Linked DNA regions of Mus musculus: region 1 is linked to region 2. A link is a contact called in ENCODE Hi-C or POLR2A ChIA-PET data. All regions are on one chromosome and are shown on one strand. The core of a region is the stretch at or near the end of the contact, and the rest is flanking DNA. Distances in the headings are between cores, read along the strand shown. Region 1 holds the start of Myoz1 (myozenin 1). Region 2 overlaps Usp54 (ubiquitin specific peptidase 54).

Region 1 (4,608 bases), core at 1,592-4,091, 46 kb before region 2:
AAGACAGAAAGGATGGTGAAGAGAGCCAGAGTGGATGGCGGGGAGAGCAAGGCAAAAGCCAGGAACAAGGCTGGAATGAGTGAAAGTGACCAAGGAGAGAGGAAAGTTGGCTAACAAGAAACTATGTAGCCAGGTGGTGGTGGCTCACGCCTTTAATTCCAGCACTTGAGAGGCAGAGGCAGGCGGATTTCTGAGTTCAAGGCCAGAAGGGCAAGGATGGGTCTTTTCTACCCTACCCGTATAAGCCCAGTGCTTTGCAGATTCAGGCCCTCATGTCTGATCCCAGAAGGGCAAGGACTGTCCTTCCGTGAAGACCACCACCAGCCATGCTTGCTGTTTGACCTGGAAACCAATCTTTTCCTTTGCAGTATTTTGCAGTATTGGGTGTCATAATTCTTTGGTTTGTGCACAAGAATAAACGTATGCCCACACCACACTGTCTGCGTCTGTCATCTCTTCTGGTTTTATACCCAGTCCTGACTTCTTTATGGTCTTTTCTAGCCCATTGTGCTCATCTGATCCAAGCTCCTTGCCTCTCTTCCTGGCCTCCCCTCCTGCCCTGCCAATGGTCTTGCTTTGATCTCATCTCCCTCATCACTCCTCTGGTTACCTCATCCTGCAGTCTCTCCACGGAGAGCCTCTCCTTCTTCAGAAGCTCATTACTCAGAGTAATGGGAAAGGCTCCCTGATCCCTTTGTCATGGGCATTTCCTGGCTCCCAGAGGAAGTAGCTATGTTAATCATTCTCTGGGGATCACAAGATAGGAATACAGTGGCAGGTATGAGTGGCAGACAGAGAGAGTGTGGAGTGAGACTAAAGAATTTGGGGACTGACTGGAAAGATGGAGAAGGAAAGTGTCACTACTTAACTTACCAGCAGGGGGCATATTTGTGGCAATGACCAGATGCTCCCAAGTGCAGTCTAAGAATTCCAAAGAAAGGTCTAAGACATCATAGGCTCAATAGCATGTCTTTATATATTTTACTTCTGGTATTTGGTCATAGGAGATCAGACCTTAAGGGTTTTTTTGTTTGTTTGTTTTTTTCCTTTTGGACAGGATTGATTGTAGTAGTAATAACAAGTTACCTTTCACTACTTATGTTTTTTTCCCCCGTTTCCTTGGTTTAGGAGGAAATGTGCCAAAGATGATATATCTGGGCAGCAGCCATCTGCTGTGTGTGTGGGGAGGACTTTCAGCCCCCAGTATAAATAAGGCAAGAATAGGGTGGAAGAAGGGTGTGGCCAGGAAGATGGGGATAGATCAGGGAGTTCACAGAGGGCAGGGCTCATTCTGGAAGCCTCAGAAGCTGCTTCCTGTGAAGAATGGGAGCAAGGAAGGGTTGTGAGTGTGAGTGTGAACAATCCAATGGCACATGTGTAAAAATGTCATAAGGATTTTTGAGACAAGGTTTTCCTGTATAGCTCTGGGACTTAAGAGATCCACCTGCCGGTGCTTTAGGGGTGTTGAGATTAAAGGCATACATCACTATGCTGGGCTCAAGAAACCTATAGTTTCATATGTTTACTAAATTACACCCATGCCCACCCACCCCCAAAAGCCAATTCCTTAGGCAGCCGTATAAGAGTAAAAGGTACAGGAGCAAGCTGGTTTCAGGACATGAGTGGGAGATGAGGGAGGATCCAGGGTATTGCTTCAGCTCTCACCCTTCCTAATGCTGTGACCTTTGAATACAGTACCTCATGTTGTGTTGACCTGCAACCATAAAATTACTGCTATCATCATCATTTTAAAAATTTATTTATAGTATGTATATGAGTACACCATTGCTCTCCTTGGACACACCAGAAGAGGGCATCAGACCCCATTGCAGATGGTTGTGAGCCATCATGTGGTTGCTGGGAATTGAACTCAAGACCTCTGGAAGAGCATTCAGTGCTCTTAACCACTAAGCCATCTCTCCAGCCCCTATTATTATTATTATTAGTAGTAGTAGTAGTAGTAATTATTATTATTATTATTATTATTATTATTATTATTATTATTATTATTTTGAGACAGGGTTTCTCTGTGTAGCCTTGGCTGTCTTGGAACTCACTTTGTAGACCAGGCTAGCCTGGAACTCAGGGATCTACCTGTCTCTACCTCTCAAGTGCTAGGATTAAAGGTGTGCACCACCCACCATGCTTGGCATCATAAAATTATTTTTGTTGCTACTTCATAACTGTAATTTTGCTACTGTTATGAATTATAATGTAAATATCTATATTTGAGATATCTGACATTGACCCCTATGAAAGGGTTGTTTGACCCCCCATGGGGGTCAGGACCCACAGGTTGAGAGTACCCACGGGCCTTTGTAAGATCATCTGCACTAGGGTTCACTAAGTTGGTTCCTCACCCTGTCAAGATCTAACCCTCTTAGACAGAAAGCCAACCTATTCAGGAAGTTAGAAGCAATGCCACTGTGAAAATTTCCATCCTATCTTCAACTTAGGGCTTTAATCCCTCCCACCCACAAATACACTCATGGGTCCCCTCCAGCCCTGGCCTGGAATGGCCCTGAGTAGCCCACAATTCATGTTTTCTGTTTTGTTTTTTCCTATACCTACTCTTAATTCTTACCCACCACTATCTGCTCCCTCTCGGCCTCCTGAAATGCTTCTTTGGAGAAAGAAGGCAAGGAGGAGGCACACCCCTTCGGCTGACTGATCCCTGGCTCAGACAGTCTGGTGGGAACATTTTGTAGCCCTGTTTCCCTCTTCCTGAACCTCAGGCAAAGAGGGCAGGCTCTCGGTTCCAGGGTCTCAGTACCCCCTGTGCCATTTGAGCTGCTTGTGTTCATCAACTCTATTAATAACCTCCTCCCTCCCCCACTGCCGGTGCTGCCCCTACGCTCGCTCGCCCCGGCTCAGGTTCTCTAGTCACTGCAGCTTAGTCCTCCGAAGCTGCTGGACCCCGGGGAGAGCCGACCACCAACTGAGCAGCTGGTAAGTCTATGGTTCTATCTACCGGAAGAAGGGGCTGGAGCCCACTCTTCTGAGCTCCTTGTTTGCAACTGTGATTCTCCATCCTCAGGGAATGGTCTCTCTTCTCATCTCTGCTCAGCTGCCAACAGTCCAGTTGGAGTTACAGAGTTGGAAAGAAAGGGACCTAAGGAGTTGGGAGGAATTAAGATATGTGGGGAGGTACCTGACAGATGGGAAAGGGTGCTTTGGAATGCCACTAAGTTGGTAGAGTGTGGTTGTGTTTGTGAGACAGGACACCACGGAAAATAGCAGGGCTGTTAGGGAGAGGATGGTGTGCATACATTTTCTTATCTTGTCGCCATCCACGGCCAGATCTTATTCCTGTGTTTCTGTTCCCCCCACAATTCTCTACTTCCACGTACTATATTGCTGAGCTGACATCTGCCACAGCTCAAATGCCCTTAGCTAGCTCTCTGCTCCAGCCCTGAACCTTGGGATCGGAGTGCCTGAAGGAACAAGGAACATACCCATGACCTCTCGGGCCACGTTCCAGCTGGCCTCCTGGAAGATCAACAACCTCTCCTTCCTATGGAGAAGGTTTCGTCTGAATCTCAACACTAATTAGCAGAACATTGCTTTACGCCCATGGACCCCAAGGGAAGCCTAAGGAGGAGACTAGAGTCTGGAGCCACAGTTGTAGTCTGATATCCCGATACAAATAAGGACTTTAAGTCACGCCAGGCCCAGGAAGCCTGAGTGCATTGCTCTGCCAGTGTTGCTTTTGAAACCCCCTTCGGCCCTAGCTGTATTTCCGATGCCCACACAGGAGCTATGGAAAGTGGACACAGCCCTTGGTAAGAGATAAGGAAAGGGTACAGTTCTTCCTCCTGTCCTGCTTCCAAAGAAAACAGAAGACTGTGACAGTTTACGTTCTGGGGAATACTAATTTCTGTAAAGACGTATGCATGCGTGCACACACACATGCAAACATGCACATGGAAAAAAAACTGAAGAAATTTTGTCCTTAATCCCAAGTGTACGGCTGTAGTGCGGATGCTCATTCTCCCACTCCATCTCTCCTTCCAGGTCAGATCCACCTCCACCATGCCACTCTCAGGAACCCCGGCCCCTAACAAGAGGAGGAAGTCAAGCAAACTGATTATGGAGCTCACTGGAGGTAGGGTGTGCGTGCTTGTAGAGCCCCAATGCAGGACTTTTAAGAGCATGCCTGACTCAAGAGTCCCAGAAATGATGTAAGACAGGATATAAGTCAGAGTGAAAAAAAAAAAAAAAAAAAAAAACAAGAGGAATTGCAGCTGTAGAGGGTGTGGGAGACGGGATGATGGGAGGGGTGAGAAGGGGCAGGAGAAAGACACAGGAAGAACTCAGCATCCACTCTGCATCCTCCCATCCTTCCCATTGATTACTCTGAGACAACACCCTGCTAAGATACTGGACATTTTAGCAGGACCCATAGTCAGTCAAGTCCTGTGAGAACACAGGCTAGGCCTCACCAAATGGTTAACTTCCTTATTTCTTTCTAAGTGTTAGGGAACTTGTGTAAGCATTTAAAATAGGAAACTACACAGCCACACTCCCTGGGGATGCGCACGAGTTGCCAAGTGTGAAGTTCCCCTGATACCTTTGGAGTGAGAGTTCACTGAAGAAAAAAAGAAAGGA
Region 2 (4,076 bases), core at 814-3,313:
TAACAAATAAATGTAGTGGAGTTGGGTGTGGTGGTGTATACTTCTAATCCCAGCTCTCCTAGGGCACAAGATGAAAAGACAGCATTTGAAGGCTAGCTTTAGCTATGAGACCAGCCTCTTGCAAGACAAAGCAAATCTATTTTAGAAATATATGTAATGCCACAAACTCTACTGAGGGTGGAGAGCCAAGGAAGATCAGGAATTTAGAGTCGTTGGCACTTGATTTGAGTCAGGTTCTAGGATCTGAGGAGATAGCTTAGTGGATTTAGGGCTTGCCATGGGAACACGAAGACCTGAGTTTCGATCCATCATAGCCATGTAAAAATTTGGGCACAACAACAAACACCTGAAGCTCCATTGCCAAGGAGACAGAAGCAGGAGGATCACTGAGCCTGGATGGCCAGGTAGTCTAGGTGAATTGGTGATCGCCAGGTTTAGTTGAGAGATCTTGTCTCAGAAAACAAAGTGGAGAGTGATTAAAGAAGACATGAAGTGTCAACCCATGGTCTCTACATGCATGTGTGCACATGTAACACATACGAACATGTACACACACGTATTTCTTTAATCATTGATAGGTTAGTATAGTTTACTTTGTAGATCTTTAAAAAGGATCTATTATTTAAGTTGTGTATATTTGTGTGGGGACATTATTTTGTAAAATGTGTGTTTGTATGTGGGTGTGAGTATTGGTGCCTGCAGAGGCCAAAGACATTGGATTATCCTGGAGCTATAGTTATAGGTGGTTGTGAGCCACCTGATTGATATGGGTGCTGGGAATCCAATTCAGGTCCTATGCAAGAGCAATATATGCTCTTAACCTCTAAGCCATATATCTTCTTTGCAGACCCTCTTAAGTATACTCCTTTTTCTCTTTTCTTTTCTCTCTTTCTTTCTTTCTTTCTTTCTTTCTTTTTTTTTTTTTTTGAGACAGTATTTCTCAGTGTAGCCGTGGCTGTCCTGGAACGCTCTGTAGATCAGGATTGCCTTGAACTCAGAGATCTGTCTGCCTCTGACTCCCAAGCACTGGCATTAAAGGCATGCGCCATCACACTTGGACTAAGTGTACATTTATTGCTTGCAACAGACAATAGACTTAATTATTTGGGCTAATTTAAACTACTTTTTTTAGAATAATCATGAAGTTCAAATTTTTCTTCTATTATTATATAGTTTGTTCTTTGTGTGTGTGTGTGTGCATGCATGCATGCACGTGTGTATCTTGGTTTTTTTTTTTTTTTTTTTTTGAGACAGGGTTTTTCTGTGTAGCCTTGGTTGATCTGGAGCTTGTTCCATAGACCAGGCTGGCCTTGAACTCACAGAGATTCACCTGCCTTTGCCTCCTGAGTGCTGGGATTAAAGGTGTGCACCATCACTGCCCAGCTTGTTTTGGTTAAAAATAAGTGTAAGTGTATGTGTGTGTGTATATGTATGTATATTCATTTTATTTTATTTTTTGGTTTTTGGGGTTTTTTTCAAGATAGGGTTTCTCTGTGTAGCCTTGGCTGTCCTGGAACTCACTTTGTAGAACAGGCTGGCCTCAAGCTCAGAAATCCTCCTGCCTCTGCCTCCCAAGTGCTGGGAACTAAAGGCGTGAGCCGCCACCGCCCAGCTCCTAACCTATTTTTTTTTTTTTTATCTTTAAAAACAGATTATTAGAGCCATGCAGCTCGGAATACCATTTCTATTCTCATGTATCTTCAGTAGATGACACTAGAGAATGATTGTGGGAGTCAGTGCTGGACCTAGAAGCCAGCATTTCGTGTGGAGTTGAGTGTTTTTGCAATCAGTATTTGCCTGAACCATTTCAACTGCCTCTCTTGTCTTTGCTGTTTTCTGGCCGTCACTTTAGTTTCTGACATACCTAGCTAGTGTGAGAACTTACTGCTTTCCCCACATAATGCTGCGTTCAGAGCCCGTGACTCCTTTCTGCCACTGTGTGTCTTGTCTTTGCTGTCTGTGCTTGGGCATGTGTCATAGGGCAGGCAGGGCTTCAGTGAGTGCCTCATGTGGATACTAAAACCCCACCCACCTGCCAAGTCCTTTCTGCTGTGAGCCAAGTGGAGGCTTGCTACTTGTCATTCCTTTACAGCAGTTGAGCTGAAGGAATGCTGCACGGCTTGTTGGAAGTTCCTCAGTGGCCTTGAATATGCAGTTCATGAGGGATATGTAGAGAAGTAGGGGTCTTACAGTCTTTGTTGGAGATGTGGGTTCCTCCTGGTTCTACATTCATCAACAGGTATTGATAGTTTATGACCATCACTGTGATGGATGGGGGCTTTGGGAATACTATAATAAGATACATAATTAGGTGACAAGTATCATAGCTACCTAGTTCCAGCTCTGCCACATACCAGTTAGGCAGGTTGATGTCTTTAAGTCCCAGGTTATTCTTCTGTAAAGCTGAACTAATAGTTTCTACCTGATAGGCTGTTGTGAAGATTAAATAAAGAATGTCAGTATAGTGTCATCATATGCTTGATACTAGATAGCATTTTATTTTATACAGTCATATGATACATGACGGATACTATATAAAACAAAAAGAGAGTAATAAAAACAGTAAATAAAATGACCATACAATGTCTAAGTAAATACTTTACTTGTGACGTGTAGGTTATGAAGATTATAAATAGCCCAGGAATGTAGAGAAGGGAAGAAGAGTTATGCAACCAGCTAATATTCCTGCACCTCAGCTCTCCACTGGACACACCGAGGACAGAGTCAGATGTTTTCTAGACAATGATTAAAACCTCAAAGAATTTTTGCTTTTTGTTGGTTTGATTGAAACAGGGTTTTGATATGTAGTCTAGGCTGTCAGGAGCTCACAGTCCCTCACCTCCAGTTAGGGAGGTCACCATGCCTCCAATTTTAGTTTTTGTTGTTATTGGGTTTTTTTGTTTGTTTGTTTTTGTTTATGCAGGGTCTCACTATGTAGCCCTAGCTGGCCATACTATGTGGACCAGGTTGGCCTTTATCTCACAGAGCTCTGCCTGCCCCAGCTCCTAAGTGGCGGGATTAAAGATGGATGTATTGAGTATTTTCTTTTTAATTTTAAAAACTTTTTAGATAGCCTTGCTATTTAGCCTAGGTTGCCTTAGAGTTACAATACCTCTCTGCTTTTGCCTCTTGGATACTGGGATAGTGGCACCTGCAATAACACCTGGCCTATTTTTGATTTTCTAAATTGTGTGTGTGTGTGTGTGTGTGTGTGTGTGTGTGTGTATACATACACACACACACACACACATATACATATATATGATATTAACTAAAGGGAGGCTTGAGATATTTGAATTCTAGCACTTCGGCCAGGTGTGGTTACACATACCTATACTGTGAGCACTTTGGCAAGAAGGAGGATTGCTGGAGGTTTGAGGTCATCCTGGTCTGTGTTGTAAGTTCCAGGCCAGCCCGGGCTCTATAGTAAGACCCCATCTCAATAGAAATGTGGGCTATTGAGATGACTCAGAGGGTAAAGGCATTTGCTGTCCAACCTAATGCCCTGGGTTTGCTACCAGGAGCTTACATGGTGGAAGGAGAGAACTGACCCCTGAAAGCTGTGCTGGATGTAGCTGACTCACACCTTTAAGCCTCGCACTCTGAGTTTGAGGCCAGCCAGGTCTACATAGAGTTCCAGGACAGTATGGTGAGACCCTGTCTCTCAGCTGCTTCCTTCCAGGAATGCTGCTTGATTTGATACTACTTTGTCTCACAGACAGACATTTTGGTGAGTTGAAGCCAAAAGTTGGTCAGTGGATGATGGCCTCTCATTCCAGGCCCCTCGAGATAATTTCAAGATTTAAGTGATTTATAACTCAAATTATTTCTCTGATTCTCTGGCAAAATATTGACTAAACAAATCAGTCAAACAAGGCAAAAGATAAGCCATAAAAGCTTGTCTTTTGGACTAGATATTGAGGACATGTGGTCTAATGACCACGAGGGATTCTCTGGGATGGAGCCTCATTTTCCTAGAATGGAATCCAAACTGCTGATGTGCCCCCCACCTGTAACCAGGATTTCATAACTGTGCTTGGAAGGCAGCTTTAGAAAAGTACTTTAATAACAACACC

Evidence for each region. Hi-C counts contacts between places; a loop is a spot of excess contacts on that map. ChIA-PET counts read pairs that join two places held with the same protein, here RNA polymerase II (POLR2A).
Region 1: a map of regulatory T cell shows a loop between it and region 2 (2.2-fold over the local background). The contact joins the promoter of Myoz1 here to the enhancer-like site in region 2. A Hi-C loop is called at or near these places in 1 of 37 maps with a recorded cell type or tissue (regulatory T cell). POLR2A ChIA-PET finds 5 or more read pairs at or near these places in 5 of 5 experiments (Patski and embryonic stem cell).

Annotation. Positions count from the first base shown.
Region 1 is chr14:20,654,773-20,659,380 of GRCm38, reverse strand. It overlaps Myoz1 (myozenin 1), which reads left to right and starts at 2,841. Exons shown (of 6, transcript NM_021508.3): 1 at 2,841-2,949; 2 at 4,015-4,105. The coding sequence starts at 4,033. It overlaps Synpo2l (synaptopodin 2-like), which reads left to right. Exons shown (of 4, transcript NM_001310431.1): 4 at 1-433.
Region 2 is chr14:20,608,303-20,612,378 of GRCm38, reverse strand. The region is part of intron 1 of Usp54 (ubiquitin specific peptidase 54); the gene reads left to right. Among named protein-coding and RNA genes, the nearest start is that of Usp54, 8.0 kb to the left of the region's middle. Within about 2 kb of position 2,063, at least 1 of the 3 ENCODE cell types and tissues checked has a DNase peak (open chromatin) inside an H3K27ac peak, as active enhancers do.